Regions from separate parts of the Homo sapiens genome. Here region 1 is linked to region 2. Evidence: read pairs that join two places in POLR2A ChIA-PET (ENCODE). Cell type or tissue: K562. All regions are shown on one strand.

Region 1 (8,000 bases), 1.0 Mb before region 2:
CTAGACTTATTAAATTAAAATATGCTATACAATAAATACAGAATGATTCAATTTACATTAAAAGAAAAGCAAAACCATACACACATACACAAACACATGCGCTTAGAAAAGTCTGGAAGAAACACACCAAATCAGTAATAATGTTTACTTCTGGAGCATGGAGGAAAAATGTGGGTAAGAATTGGTGTGAAGAAGACTAACTAACTCTTCTTTCTTTTCTTTCTTCCTTCCTTTCTTTCTGACAGGATCTCACTCCATTGTTAAGACTGGAGGAAAAATATGGGTAAGAATTGGTGTGAAAAAAAACTTTCTCTCTCTTTCTCTCCCTCCCCTCCCTCCCTTCCCTTCCCTCCCTTCCTCCCTTCCCTCCCTCCCTCCCTTCCCCCACTCCCTTCCCTCCCTTCCTCCCTTCCCTCCCTCCCTTCCCCCACTCCCTTCCCTCCCTCCCTCCCTTCCCCCACTCCCTTCCCTCCCTTCCCCCCTTCCCCCCTTCCACCACTCCCTTCCTTCCTGGGTCTCACTCCATTGCTAAGGCTAGAGTGCAGAGGCACAGCTGTGGCTCACTGCAGCCTGAACTTCCCAGGCTCAGGTGTTTCTCCTGCCTCAGCTTCCCTGGTAGCTGATGGGTCCGGAATTGGTGGGTTCTTGGTCTCACTGACTTCAAGAATGAAGCCACGGACCCTCGCGGTGAGTGTTACAGCTCTTAAGGTGGCGCGTCTGGAGTTTGTTCCTTCTGACGTTCGGATGTGTTGGGAGTTTCTTCCTTCTGGTGGGTTGGTGGTCTCACTGGCTCAGGAGTGAAGCTGCAGACCTTCGCGGGGAGTGTTACAGTTCTTAAGGCGGCGCATCTGGAGTTGTTCGTTTCTCCCGGTGGGCTAGTGGTCTCACTGGCTTCAGGAGTGAAGCTGCAGACCTTCGTGGTGTTACATCTCTTAAGGCAGCGCATCTGGAGTTGTTCGTTCCTCCTGGTGGGCTTGTGGTCTCGCTGGCTTCAGGAGTGAAGCTGCAGACCTTCGCGGTGAGTGTTACAGCTCATAAAAGCAGTGTGGACCCAAAGAGTGAGCAGTAGCAAGGTTTATTGCAAAGAGCGAAAGATCAAAGCTTCCATAGTGTGGAAGGGGACCTGAGCGGGTTGCCACTGCTGGCTCGCGCAGCCTGCTTTTATTCTCTTACCTGGCTCCACCCACATCCTGCTGATTGGTAGAGCCCAGTGGTCTGTTTTGACAGGGCGCTGATTGGTGCGTTTACAATCCCTGAGCTAGACACAAAGATTCTCCAAGGCCCCACCAGAGCAGCTAGATACAGAGTGTCCATTGGTGCATTCGCAAACCCTGAGCTAGACACAGGGTGCTGATTGGTGTGTTTACAAACCTTGAGTTAGATACAGAGTGCCGATTGGTGTATTTACAATCCCTGAGCTAGACATAAAGGTTCTCCACGTCCCCACCAGACTCAGGAGCCCAGCTGGCTTCACCCAGTGGGTCCCGCACCGGGGCTGCAGGTGGAGCTGCCTGCCAGTCCCGGAGCCATGCGCCCACACTCCTCGGCCCTTGGGTGGTCGATGGGACTGGGTGCTGTGGAGCACGGGGCAGCACTCATCGGGGAGGCGGGGGCCGCACAGGAGCCCAGGGAGGGGGTGGGAGACTCAGGCATGGCGGGCTGCAGGTCCCGAGCCCTGCCCCGCGGGAAGGCAGCTAAGGCCCAGAGAGAAATCGAGCACAGCGCCAGTGGGCTGGCACTGCTGGGGGACCCAGTACACCCTCCACAGCCGCTGGCCCGGGTGCTAAGCCTCTTATTGCCTGGGGACAGCAGGGCCGGCCGGCTGCTCTGAGTGTGGGGTCCGCCAAGCCCACGCCCACCCAGAACTCCAGCTGGCCTGCAAGCGCAGGCGCAGCCCTGGTTCCCACTCGCGCCTCTCTCTCCACACCTCCCTGCAAGCTGAGGGAGCCGGCTCCGGCCTTGGCCAGCCCAGAAAGGGGCTCCCACAGTGCAGCGGTGGGCTGAAGGGCTCCTCAAGTGCCGCCAAAGTGGGAGCCCAGGCAGAGGAGGCACCGAGAGCGAGCGAGGGCTGTGAGGACTGCCAGCACGCTGTCACCTCTCACTGAGACTACAGGTGCATGCCACCATGCCCAGCTAATTTTTTTGTATTTTTCAGTAGAGATAGAGTTTTGCCAGTTGTCCAAGCTGCTCTCTTACTCCTGGACTCAAGAGATCCTCCCCCTTCGGCCCGGCAAAGTGCTGGGATTACAGGCGTGAGCCACCACACCCGGCCTAGAACTTTCACTTTTGACTCAGTAAAGCTCTGTATTGATTAAAATGTTCTACAATGAGGTTCTGTTTATTACTTGTGAAATTAAAAAAAAATTAAAATTTTATGAGTATTAGTAGGAGTGACCAAGTCAGTCAAGTCAGAAACAGAACACTGGAGCCAAAGGAGAGAATCAGAAAGATTGAGGCAGGAAGAGTCTGTGACTCTTGACTTTGTCCTGTATGGGGTTGGGGCAGAGACTTCCACCCTCACATTCTTTCCACAAAACCTTTGCAAGTTCTCATTGCACAGCAGCGGAAGTATCACATACTCATTGAACAAGGCTTTACTGCTTTGGTCCATTAAAATAATAGCTCCCACTTATTGAATGCCTAATAAGTGGCAGGAACTGGGTGAAGCACCTCAACCTGCCCAGTTATCCTGTGAGAGAGTTAGTGTCGTTATACCCATTCCACAGATGACAAAATGAAGACCCAGTGAGGTTAAGGGATTTGTTCAAAGTCATATTACTGGGAATAACTCGGGTCTTAGTCATTAGATAACATGTTGCTGAACCACTGAACCAGAATTGGAGCCTTGGGTACAAATCCCAGCTCTGCCACCAGCCACTCATATGACCTTGGGCAAGTCACCTCACTTCTCTAGATCTCAGTTTCCTCAAATGTAAAATAGTGGAAATAATCCTGACTCTGCCTGTCTTCCCTGGCTATTGTGAGGACCAGATGGGAAAACAGGAATAATACTGGTGATAAAGTTCTGGGACCCATGAGGGTTGTTAATGATGTTGTTTTCATTATCAGCAAAGCCCAGAACAAAGTCCCCCACTCCACCCTCGGAAGTTGTTCTCAGCTGACTGGCAGTTATCTGGTCCCACGGGTGAGCCTTCTTGTGGGGAGAGAGCCCCAGCAGGCCTGGTTGCAGAGAGGGGCCCGAGGGTTTAAAGGGCCATGGTTGAGTTTCTACCTGGCTCTTCCCAACCAAGGCCAACTGTGACGACTCTACACAAGACATCAAGGCGGACCAGGATTGGTAGGTGAGCTGGGCTGGGGATGGAGTGCGCAGAGCAGGCAGAGACTGGGATGGGGAGATAGGCTCAGGGAGGTTGGGGGCATGTACAACCACAGTAAAGATCCTGGGAATGTCAGGGTCCCAGGATCCAAGTCAACCACGCAGTCAGCCTGGGTGAGTGTAGACCAGACACCCTCGCAGGCAGGGGCAGGGCTGTGCAGTCACAAGCAAGAGGCTAATGATCTTGGAAGAGAATTCCTCACAAGGAGGCAAAGCTGATGACGATAAGAGAAATGGGAATAATTTGTGAGGGAATTGCAGTCCATTGGAGGAAAGCACAAAGTGGTGGAGCCAGGAAGGAAACTCAGGCCTTTCTAACTGCAAAGTTAATAGACCTAGATTCTGTGCTTCACGTATATCCTGCTCCTTTTCTATGGAAACAGTGCAGGATGGTGAGAATATCATGAGAGAACTGCATGAGTTTGGGCGTCGTAATGATGTGTAATGACTGTAAAGAATCAAGCAGGCAACAGAAGCTTAACAAATGAGAGCGCCCTTGCTCTCCTTCCTAAGAGGCTGAGGCCATGACACATCTGTCTTCGAATCTCTCATTTATCTAAACACAGAGTAGATACTCAAAATATTTATCAAGCTGGAGATCATTGCTTCCAAAGTCCTCATTTTATAGATGGGAAAACTGAGGCTCAGAGACCCAGCATCACAGCAAGAGAGTGGCAGAGCTGGTCCAGGAGAGCTCAAGGTGAGTTGATAATCTAGCTCTGTTGACAGTCTAGTTCTAGTTCTATCACCCACTTACTGTGTGACCTTGGGAAAGTCACAGCCCATTTCTGGGACTCCCTTTTCTGTCCCCATCTATATAATAAAGAGGTTAGGTGAAATGCCAGCACTTTGGGAGGCCGAGGCGGGCAGATCACTTGAGATCAGGACTTCAAGACCAGCCTGGCCAACATGGTGAAACACCATCTCTACTAAAAATACAAAAATTAGCCGGACATGGTGGCAAGCGCCTGTAATCCCAGCTACTCGGGAGGTTGAGGCATGAGAATCGCTTGAACCCGGGAGGCAGAGGTTGCAGTGAGCCGAGATCGTGCCACTGCACTCCAGCCTGGGTGATAGAGCAAGACTCAATCTCAAAAAAAAAAAAAAAAAAGAGGTTAGGTGAAAACTATTTAATCACTAATGGCCCCTTCATTCCTATTTGATGATTTATCAGCAAAACAAGGCAAGTTGGAAAGCTGCATTCCAGAGCACTAAGCTCCTGGGAAGGATGGTGCAGTATCAAATAGAAACGATCAGACCCCATTACTGCTCTGAAAGTGCTCCTGGTGTGGTGGACACATAAATAGACAGAGACAACCTGGTGTAATCATAATAATGACAAACAGAAGCACAGGAACTTCAAGAGCCCAGGAAAGAGGCTCCTGAGCCAGCCAGGACCATAGAAGATCTCTTGGAGGAAGTAATATTTGAGCTGAATTTGGCAGAAGCACAAGGCAAGAGCAAGGAGTTGCCATTTGACTAGAATAAGGAGAAACAAGGCTGCAAGAAGACAGGCTTTGAATAGCAGGCTAAGGAATCATCCTCTCTCATGAAACATCCTACAAAGACTGGGTGGGAGCCAGGACACCGGCTTTAAAACCTACTTCTGCTATGAATTTGTTGGTTGACCTTGAAAAGACACTATTTCTGGACTTCAGACTCAGCATCTGTCTCCCTGCTGTTTAATAGAAGTGAGGGAGGAGGTGGGAAGAGAGGCTCAGTCAGGCTTGACGGCTCTGAATTTCTCCCCTCAAACCCCAATTCAGCCTAACTCGGTGGCATTCAATCCATAATTGACTTCTCTGAGCTGTAACAACGTTCAGAATAAGGTAGTTTGCATCTCTTTGGGTATTAGAAAAACCTGGTGATTTGCTTAGGCAGGTTGGGTCTGTTAACTGAGGGTTATCTCTTAAGTGGAGGTGCAGCAGTTTTGCTTTCCTGCTTGTGTAATTGGGGCCGAACTGTAGAATACTCTTTCAAGGGAGCATTCACAATGGAGTGGTCTGTCCCATGTGTCTTTTTGTTTATTTGTTTTGTTTAAAAGACAGGGTCTCCCTCTGTTGCCCAGGCTGGGGTGCAGTGGCATGATTATAGCTCACTGCAGTCTTGAACTCCTGGGCTCAAGTGATCCTCCTGCCTCAGCCTTCTGAGTAGTGAGACCACAGGCACAAGCCACTGTACTTGGCTAGTTTTAAAATTTTTTTGTAGAGACAGGGTCTTGCTATGTTGCCCAGGCTGGCCTCAAACTCCTGGTCTCAAGCAATTCTCCCACCTTGGTCTCCCAAAGTTCTGGGATTACAGGTGTGAACCCCTGTGCCCTGCCTCATATGTCTTTTAGAAAGACATTATACCTGCCTTCACTCTCTGACAGAAAACCAGCCCACCCCACACTTAGGAAACTAAAGAACAAACTCTGAAATTTGTAGTTTGCTGCTGACAATATCAGCCAAATATATGGAGAAGGAAAGAGAAAACCTTTGCCCCAGTCTCTCCCCTCATGAAAATTTGAGCTTCCAGATTCTCCAGGGAACCGACGATAGAAGAATGCTGCTCTGGGGGTTAGAGCCTGGGCTCCAGTCCTATCTCTGTGGCTCGCCGGCCATGACAGTATGGGAAAGCCCTGGATCTTTTTGTCTTTTGCCCTTTCTATATTAAAAGAAAAAGCTGGCTGGGTGCGGTGGTTCACGCCTGTAATCCCAGCTCTTTGGGAGGCTGAGGCAGGTGGATCACTTGAGGTCAGGAGTTCGAGACAAGCCCAGCCAACATGGTGAAACCCCGTCTCTGCTAAAAATACAAAAACTAGCTGGGCATGATGGCACATGCCTGTAATCCCAGCTACTCAGGAGGCTGAGGCACACGAATCACTTGAACCCGGGAGGGCAGAGGTTGCAGTGAGCCGAGCTTGTACCACTGCACTCCAGCCTGGGTGGCAGAGCAAGACTCTGTCTCAAAAAAAAAAAAAAAAAAAAAAAAAAAAAGAAAAAGAAAAAGAAAAAAAAGAAAAGAGAAAAGGAAAAGCCGCCTGGATATTTCCAGGTTTGGAATTTTTTATGATTCAATGGCATGAGAGATATTTTATTAGAGGTAAGAAAAATAGGGAAAATCAGAGAGAAGGTAATCATCAGATCATCAGGTAATCATCTTGGAATCATCAGGGTCAAGAGACAATGATGTAAACATAAACGTGAACTTCCTCCTGGATTGTTTATTCAGAGAGACATCCCCAACAGAGTAGAGCAGTCAATATTCTCCCTCAGTTAAAGATCTCCGGTTCTGTGGGAGGACAAAAGCACACATCTCTTCTTCCTTGACAGGGGGAGAACAACCTCTAGAATGGGGTCTTCTGCCTTTGGGCACTTGTCACAAGACGACTTGTTCTCTAGCAACAATGGCTCCCAAGACTCCCAAGTTTTCAGACTCCTGTAGTACTGTCTTATCTGGGGCTAGGGAAGACTACAGGATAGTGATAATGAAATGGTTAATCAGAAACACCTGCTGAACAGCGTAGCTGATAGGAGAGATGAAAAGTCATGCTCTTACAGAGGGACATCCTCCAATCTCTGTTTCTGCTATTGGGTAGAATACACCTTTAACTTAGATTCCAACCTGGAAGCAAGTCCTCTCACAAAAGGCATCTTTTGCCATTCCTTTTATTGTAATATGACAAAAAACATTTATTTATTTATTTTTGAGACAGAGTCTTGCTCTGTTGCCAGGCTGGAGTGCAATGACGTGATCTCGGCTCACTGCAACCTCCACCTCCCAGGTTCAAGCGATTCTCCTGCTTCAGCCTCCTGAGTAGCTGGGATTACAGGCGTGTGCTACCATGCCCAGCTAATTTTTCTATTTTTAGTACGGACGAGGTTTCACCATGTTGGTCAGGCTGGTCTCAAACTCCTGACCTCATGATCCGCCCGCCTCAGCCTGCCAAAGTGCTGGGATTGCAGGCATGAGCCACTGCACCTGACCTTATCTTTTTTTTTTTAATCTTATTTTTCATTTTTAAATTTTTTTGTAGAGACAGGGTTTTGCCATGTTGCCCAGGCTGGTCTCAAACTCCTGTGATCTGCCTGCCTCAGCCTCCCAAAGTATTAGGATTACAGGTGTGAGCCACCATGCCCAGCCTAACAAAAGCCATTTAGATGAACATCAGAAACAGAAAAATTTAATCCATGGTGACAGAAGTCACAACAATAGCTACATTGGGGGTAGCAGAATTTATTGGATCAGGTGCAAGGGAGCTTTCTGGGTTGCTGGAAATGTGCTATATCTTTAGCTGCATCACTAGCTGATCTATATCTCTACATAGATTTATATTTATATCTATAGATATCTATATATTATCTATCCCAAATATTTTTGGGCTTTATTGCACGTGAGTACCTTAAACAAATGAACAAACAAAAATAGCTGAATACCTTGTCTTACCTCTTGGTTATATATCCTGATGTGAAATTGCTAAGTCATAAGTTTAAGAAGATGTTGCCACACTGTTATCCGAAGTGGTTGTACTAGTTACCATCAATGTATGAAGGTACCAGTTACTACATATCTTACCAACACTTGCGGTCCTTTTAAGTTTAGCCATTTTAGTGAGTATGTATTATTAACATCCTGTATTTTAATTTACATCTCTAGATGGCTAATTTTTTCATATGCTTAT
Region 2 (8,000 bases):
ATTGTGTGGGAGTCTAAGTCTCTTTGTAGATCTCTAAGGACTTGCTTTATGAATCTGAGTGCTCCTGTATTGGGTGCATATATATTTAGGATAGTTAGCTCTTCTTGTTGAATTGATCCCTTTACCATTATGTAATGGCCTTCTTTGTCTCTTTTGATCTTTGTTGGTTTAAAGTCTGTTTTATCAGAGACTAGGATTGCAACCCCTGCTTTTTTTTTGTTTTCCATTTGCTTGGTAGATCTTCCTCCATCCCTTTATTTTGAGCCTGTATGTGTCTCTGCACGTGAGATGGGTCTCCTGAATACAGCACACTGAAGGGTCTTGACTCTATCCAATTTGCCAGTCTGTGTCTTTTAATTGGAGCATTTAGCCCATTTACATTTAAAGTTAATATTGTTAATGTGTGAATTTGATCCTGTCATTATGATGTTAGCTGATTATTTTGCTCGTTAGTCGATGCAGTTTCTTCCTAGCATTGATGGCCTTTACAATTTGGCATGTTTGTGGAGCGGCCAGTACTGGTTGTTCCTTTCCATGTTTAGTACTTCCTTTGGGAGCTCTTGTAAGGCAGGCCTGGTGGTGAGAAAAATCTCTCAGCATTTGTCTTTACAGGACTTCATTTCACTTTCACTTATGAAGCTCAGTTTGACTGGATATGAAATTCTGGGTTGAAAATTCTTTTCTTTGAGAATGTTGAATATTGGCCCCCACTCTCTTCTGGCTTGTAGAGTTTCAGCTGAGAGATCTGCTGTTAGTCTGATGGGCTTCCCTTTGTGGGTAACCCAACCTTTCTCTCTGGCTGCCCTTAACATTTTTTCCTTCATTTCAACTTTGGTGAATCTGACAATTATGTGTCTTGGAGTTGCTCTTCTCGAGGAGTATCTTTGTGGCATTCTCTGTATTTCCTGAATTTGAATGTTGGCCTGCCTCACTAGGTTGGGGAAGTTCTCCTGGATAATATTCTGAAGAGTGTTTTCCAACTTGGTTCCATTCTCCCTGTCACTTTCAGGTACAGCAGTCAGATGTAGACTTGGTCTTTTCACATAGTCCCATATTTCTTGGAGGCTTTGTTCATTTCTTTTTACTCTTTTTTCTCTAAACTTCTCTACTCGCTTCATTTCATTCATTTGATCTTCAATCACTGATACCCTTTCTTCCACTTGATCAAATGGGCTACTGAAGGTTGTGCACACATCACATAGTTCTCGTGCCATGGTTTTCAGCTCCATCAGGTCATTCAAGGACTTCTCCACACTGTTTATTCTAGTTAGTCAGTCGTCTAATCTTTTTTCAAGGTTTTTAGCTTCTTTGCAATGGGTTCGAACATCCTCCTTTAGCTTGGAAAAGTTTGTTATTACTGATGGTCTGAAGCCTTCTTCTCTCAACTCGTCAAAGTCATTCTCCGTCCAACTTTGTTCCGTTGCTGGCGAAGAGCTGTGTTCCTTTGGAGGAGGAGAGGCGCTCTGATTTTTAGAATTTTCAGCTTTTCTGCTCTGGTTTCTCCCCATCTTTGTGGTTTTATCTACCTTTGGTCTTTGATGATGGTGACGTCCACATGGGGTTTTGGTGTGGATGTCCTTTCTGTTTGTTAGTTTTCCTTCTAACTTTCAGGACCCTCAGCTGCAGGTCTGTTAGAAATTTGCTGGAGGTCCACTCCAGACCCTGTTTGCCTGGGTATCACCAGCGGAGGCTGCAGAACAGCAAATATTGCAGAACAGCAGATGTTGCTGCCTGATCCTTCCTCCAGAAGCTTCGTCTCAAAGGGGAACCCAGCTGTATGGGTGTCAGTCAGCCCCTACTGGGAGGTGTCTCCCAGTTAGGCTACTCAGGGGTCAGGGACCCACTTGAGGAGGCAGTCTGTCCGTTCTCAGATCTCAAACTCCGTGCTGGGAGAACCACTACTCTCTTCAAAGCTGTCAGACAGGGACGTTTAAGTCTGCAGAAGTTTCTGTTGCCTTTTATTCAGCTATGCCCTGCCCCCAGAGGTGGAGTCTACAGAGGCAGGCAAGCCTCCTTGAGCTGCGATGGGCTCCACCCAGTTCGAGCTTCCCAGATGCTTTGTTTACCTACTCAAGCCTCAGCAATGGTGGACATCCTTCCCCCAGCCTCACTGCCACCTTGCAGTTCGATCTCAGACTGCTGTGTTAGCAGTGAGCGAGGCTACATGGGCGTGGGACCCTCCAAGCCAGGCGCGGGATACAGTCTCCTGGTGTGCCGTTTGCTAAGGCCGTTGGAAAAGTGCAGTATTAGGGTGGGAGTATCCTGATTTTCCAGGTACCATCCATCATGGCTTCCCTTTGCCAGGAAAGGGAATTCCCCAACCCCTTGTGCTTCCTGGGTGAGGCAATGCCCTGCCCTGTTCCATGGGCTGCACCCACTGTCTGATAAGCCCCGGTGAGATGAACCCGGTACCTCAGTTGGAAATACAGAAATCAACCGTCTTCTGCGTTGCTCACGCTGGGAGCTGCAGACTGGAGCTGTTCCTATTCGGCCATCTTGGAACCTCTTTCAAGACTACTTGTTAAATGTTAAACTGCATGTGGACAGGAATAAAATCTGTGGTTCCTGAGTGTGAATTTGTTCATCAGAATGCTTTCTGTCCAGAGGGACAGACTGAGGCCCCTGGAGGAGTACTTACTGAAAGGAGCAGCGAGATAGAGAAAAGGGTGGAGCCTCAAAGATGAACTTCACCTATCAGGAGAAGTGGGAGTATGGATTTGGAGAAATCTTTCTTTTTTTTTTTTTTTTTTTTTTTTTGAGACAGAGTCTCGCTCTGTCACCCAGGCTGGAGTGCAGTGGTGCAATCTCGGCTCACTGCAAGCTCCGCCTCCCAGGTTCACGCCATTCTCCTGCCTCAGCCTCCCAAGTAGCTGGGACTACAGGCAGCCACCACCACGCCTGGCTAATTTTTTGTATTGTTTAGTAGAGACGGGGTTTCACCATGTTAGGCAGGAGAGAATTCTTGAGCTAGACAGTTATAAAGAATACAAACCAGTTAGAATACACATACAGAATCTGTTCCCTGGAGCATGTCGATTATGTTTAGGACATACTTCTTCTATTCTTTTCTGCTCTGCTCATCTCTTTTCCTTCATCTGTAATCCTGACATTCATAGCATTTTAGAGCTGAAAGTGATCTCGTGAAATATATAGTCTATATTTTGTAAAGTGTCTATTATTCAGTGCTATCCAAAAGAACTTTCTGTTATGATGGAAATGTTCTGTGGGTTCAGTGTCCAGTATGGTAGCCACTAGCCCCATGTGGCTATCGAGCACTTGAAATATGGCTAGTGCAACCAAGGAAGTAAATTTTTTATCTTTAGTTTTAATTAATTTAAAGGTGAATGGCCACATGTGGCTAGTGGGTTATCTTCCTGGACAGCTCAGTTAGACTATCTAGTATCATCAGCCATCTTCATTTTACACTGTCTTAAGACAGAATAACTTGACCAAGTCTCCCACATTGGAAACCTGATCTTGTAAAAATTAACATTAGGTATTCTCACCAGCACCCAGTATTTTACATTTGTTAACCCCATAGTAGAGGCAATATAGGAGACAGTTTAGAACATGGACTCTGGAGCCAGAATGCTTGAATTGGACTCTCAGTTCTACCATTTAATAAATATGTGACCAACTAATTTAATTTCTCAGTACCCAGTTTTTAGAAATCTATATGATAGAAATAATAATGATAGAAATAACAATGATAGAAATAATGATAGAAATCTACATGATAGAAATAATCAATAGGATAGAAATAGCTATCTTATAGGGTTGTTGTAAGGATTAAATGAGTTAATATATATAAAGTACATAGAACAGTGCCTTACATATCACAGTAAGTGATATGTAAGTGTTACTTACTCTTAGTATTTATCTTAATCCTTACAATATCTTTGGAAGTGTAAGTATAATATGCCCAATTTTACAGTTGAAGAAGCTGTGGCCTAGATACTTCTTGCCCAAAATCACATTGCATGTATGTGGCAGAGCCAATATTTGGTCATCTGACTCTTAGGTTCAGGACTCTTTGTAGTTCTGTCCTGTCTTTTGCCTCTCAACACAGTATTTTCCATCTTCCCACAAAGTACAGAACATGAGAGAAGTCACTTCTTTTTGGAGAATATTTATGAACTGAGCCTTAAAAAGACAGGGTAATAGCAGAAAGGTCACTGAAAACATGTCATCAATTGATTGATTGATTGATTGACACGGTCTCACTCTGTACCCCAGTCTGGAGTGTAGTGGTGCAATCTCAGCTCACTGCAGCCTCTGCCTCCCAGACTCAAGAGATCCTCCCACCTCCTGAGTAGCTGGGACTACAGGCATGTGCCACCATGCTTGGCTAATTTTTTTTTTATACATGGGATCTCACTGTATTGCCCAGGCTGGTCTTGAATTTCTGCGCTCAAGTTGTCCTCCTACCTTGGTCTCCCAACGTGCTGGGATTACAGGCTTGAGCCACTACACCCAGCCTGAAAACATTTCAGACACAGGGGGATAGCTTGAGCAAAGACCCCATAGGAAGAAGAGGGCCAGGAATAGTCCTGCTTGTGCCTGTATAATCTGAGGCTTCTTGTGTACCCTAAAGTACAGTCACTGCACTTTATTCTATTTCAGGGAGCCCCTTGACAGAGCGGAAAGTATCGATACCCAGTTGTTGTGTATCCTTTGCAACAGCCGATGAGTCATCTCCTGTATACACCCAAGTGGTTGAAAACACAGATTCCCCCATCTGGAATTTTCAACAGCAGTCAAGGTTTGTGTTATCCGTTATTCGTCAGCCTTCCAGAATCTGCTTTTTGTTCCAAGACACAAAGTCAGAGCAAGGACTATAACCAACACAATTTTTGAGCAGACCTGGAAAATGCTTTTCTTATCCAAGCAATTATTTAATCCTAGTGTTTATGAATTCACAGGAAGCAGTGGTTTAAAGGTTTTGTTTTAGTGTTTTTAACTCTTCTCAGTATGCTCAAAAATTGTTCAGTGAGAGGACCTCTCTGTTTTAGGCACTTGGAATTAAAGATTATTAAGATACTCCATGCAATTGAGGAGTTCATGGTCTTACCTGGGAAAAAATATCAATAACAAATTACCATCAAGCTGGGTTTGGTGACACATGCCTGTAATCCCAGCTACTGGGGGAGGGGAGGGGTGGCATTGGAGGATGGTGGAGCCCAGGTGGGAGCATCACTTGAGCCCAGGAGTTCGAGACTTGCCTGGGCAATATAGCAAGACCATGTCTCAAAAAAAAAAAAAAAAATTACAATAAAGAGAAATAAGAAGGGGATGCTGGTAGAGCTCAGAAAAAAAGATTATTTAGGACAACCTAGAAGTTCAGGGAAGGCTTCATAAATAAGACACCTCAGCTAAATATTGAAGAATGTATATAAGTTATCCAGATGAATAAGAGTCGGAAAGATATTCCAAACAAAAAGAACTAATATCAGAAAAGGCTGTGGATTTTCATCCTTGGAAAAGACTTCTGGTGTAGTGGAAAGACCCTGGGCATTTGAACCAGAGACACTTGGTCTCCAACTCCATCTCTGTAATTTACTGACTGTGTGATCAAGTTACATAACATCTCTGAGCCACAGATTCTTCATCTGTAAAGTGGGGATCATTTTTATAAGGTCATTGTTAGGTCCAAATTAGATGACATTTAGGGCCTCATGGTACATATAGCAGGTATACAACAAATGTTAGGTCTCCCTTGGGAGGCTCAAAAAATAGGAGGTAAAGTTCTGTCAGCCACTGTGTGGTGCCACTCAGATTTTATTAGGACAAAGAGGGCTAATTAAATGTGAGGGGGCTGGCATAGGAAGCCATGAATTAAACTTTATTAAATGTGATGCAATGTTATGATAATAGTAACAAAATCATTGTTAGAATTTATACTGTATCACCTTTTATAAAGTTTAATTCTTGTCCACCAACACTAGCCATACCCATGGTGTCTGGTCTTCTGTTTTCTCACAGTGTTTGTGTACTTATTGAGTCTCAGCAGTTGGTCACAGGTTCAGTGATTTGTAATTTGAGAGGCTGGGATGAGTCAGGAGCTAGAACTGCAGTGAAAACTCAGTGCTATCTATAGTGAGCTACTGGAAATTATAGAAATTCTGGCCATAGTGGCCAGAGTACTTCATATAAAATATCAGATCCTCCCCAAAAGGCAGGAAACCAGAGGACTGAGCTTCTAAGTGGAGGTGACTTGTTCATTCACAACCTAAAAACCTAACAGAATTACAAAACTTCACAAACGTGATGAAGGGACATTAGCAATATCCTGATTTCATCTCTTCACTTTACACTTGAGGAGACTGTGGCCCAGGGAGGCTACATAGTCTGTTGGCAACAGAGGCAGGATTGGAAGAAAAATGAATAATGGCACTGTTTATAATTCCTTTATCACAAAATTGTTTCTTTTGATCTTCATAGCAACTTGCAGGTCAATAGTATTATCCCATTTAACAGGTAAGAGAACCAGGCCTGGAAGAAGCTAAGTGCATGGCCAGAGTCACTCAGGTGATAATAGCAGAGCTAGCATTCAGAGGTGAATCTTTTAATTCCCAGCTAGAATTAGAATCTCTGACCAATATTTGTTTCACTTTAGCACCGTGCCGCTCATTGGTCAGGAAGTAGGCTCTATTCACTTCCCCAGGGGTGTTTGGGGAATGAAATCAAGCCTCTTGGTTTTCTCTAGATCTCCATCTTGCTTACCTGGAGCACTGGCACCTGGTTTGGAACTTTCCAACACTTTGTCACTTAAAACTGTAATTTATGTAATATATAAATGTATTGGAGGTGTTCAGTGGATTCCACTTCAGCTTCTTTATCTGGTGTGAAAGTTAGGCATTTTCTTATTTTGTTGCCTTGCCTCTGCATGGTGTAGCATTGAGGTCAGGCAAGCCAGGGTTTAAATCCTAGCCCTACTACTTACTGACTCTTAAGTGACCTCAAGCAAACCATTTTACTTCTCTGAGTCCAACCTTATCATCTGTAAAATAAGGATAATAATGTCCATGTTATAGGCTTTTGTGCAGATGAAATGTATATGAAACACGTGGTGCCATGCCTGGCCCAAGGTAGGCACTCAGTAAATGTTCTTTTTCTCTTCCTCTTCCCTTCTCTCCATTCTCTCATTCTAAGGCATAAGCGGAATCATTACCCATTCCAGTAAAACTCTTAAATGCATGTTGAGGAACTTCTTTTCCATACTTCCTCCTCTGTCTTAGGGAAACTTTGGGAGTGGTGGGGAGGAAATGTTGTGTCAGGGGAGCCTGTTTTCAAGTCTTGGCAAGTTACTTCACCTCTCTGAGCTTCCATCCCCTCATTTTAACTGTGAAGATAAAAATATATGCCAGAAGATGGCTAAGAAGATGAAATAGTGTTGGGAAAGTGCTTTGCAAATTACAAGATATTCTTCAAATCTAAGTTTTATACTACAGAAAGTTCCTATACATTTAGTTTACAGTGGTTGTTTTTCTTAATAGGCTATCAAAAGAGCTGCTTCTGGACCCACAACAAACCCTGGTCTTCAAAGTTTGGCATAAAGGAGGTATGAACTCTGTTAAAAGAATATCTGCTTGCTTGTAAAAATAAGCTCACATCCTGTTAACAATCTACCATTCCTTTTTTTTTTTTTTTTTTTTTTTTTCCAAACCAAGTGAAGCATTCCCGACAGTGCTGGGAATGCAGATATGTGGTAGAGGGTAATCCCCCAGAAGGCCACATTATTCTCCTGTAAGAAAAAAAAAATTTTTTTTTTTGAACAAGATCTTGCTCTGTCACCTAAGCTGGAGTACAGTGGCATGATCATCTCAGTCTCCTGAGTAGCGGGGACCGCAAGCACATACCACTATGCCTAGCTAATTTTTTTTTTTTTTTTTTTTTGAGACAGAATCTTGCTGTGTTGCCCAGGCTGGAGGGCAGTGGCACGATCTTGGCTCACTGCAAGCTCCGCCTCCCAGGTTCACGCCATTCTCCTGCCTCAGCCC

The links. ChIA-PET counts read pairs that join two places held together with the same protein. Peaks named below come from ENCODE experiments on the same cell type or tissue, not always from the same donor. Only the 100,000 strongest peaks of a DNase experiment are listed, where the experiment ranks them.
Region 1: POLR2A ChIA-PET joins it to region 2 with 7 read pairs; 1 of 35 experiments calls an interaction of 5 or more read pairs at or near these places.

The regions. Positions count from the first base shown.
Region 1 is chr11:75,092,126-75,100,125 of GRCh38, reverse strand. OR2AT4 (olfactory receptor family 2 subfamily AT member 4) reads left to right here and starts at 3,250. Exons shown (of 2, transcript NM_001405852.1): 1 at 3,250-3,298. RefSeq lists an enhancer at 1-266 and a cis regulatory region at 2,876-3,391. In K562, a CTCF peak has its summit at 3,203; a DNase peak (open chromatin) is centred at 3,125; H3K4me3 peaks cover 2,477 bases.
Region 2 is chr11:74,054,168-74,062,167 of GRCh38, reverse strand. It overlaps C2CD3 (C2 domain containing 3 centriole elongation regulator), which reads left to right. Exons shown (of 33, transcript NM_001286577.2): 25 at 4,624-4,762; 26 at 7,497-7,561. Among named protein-coding and RNA genes, the nearest start is that of UCP3, 49 kb to the right of the region's middle. In K562, no CTCF peak of the experiment used is centred here; a DNase peak (open chromatin) is centred at 4,707.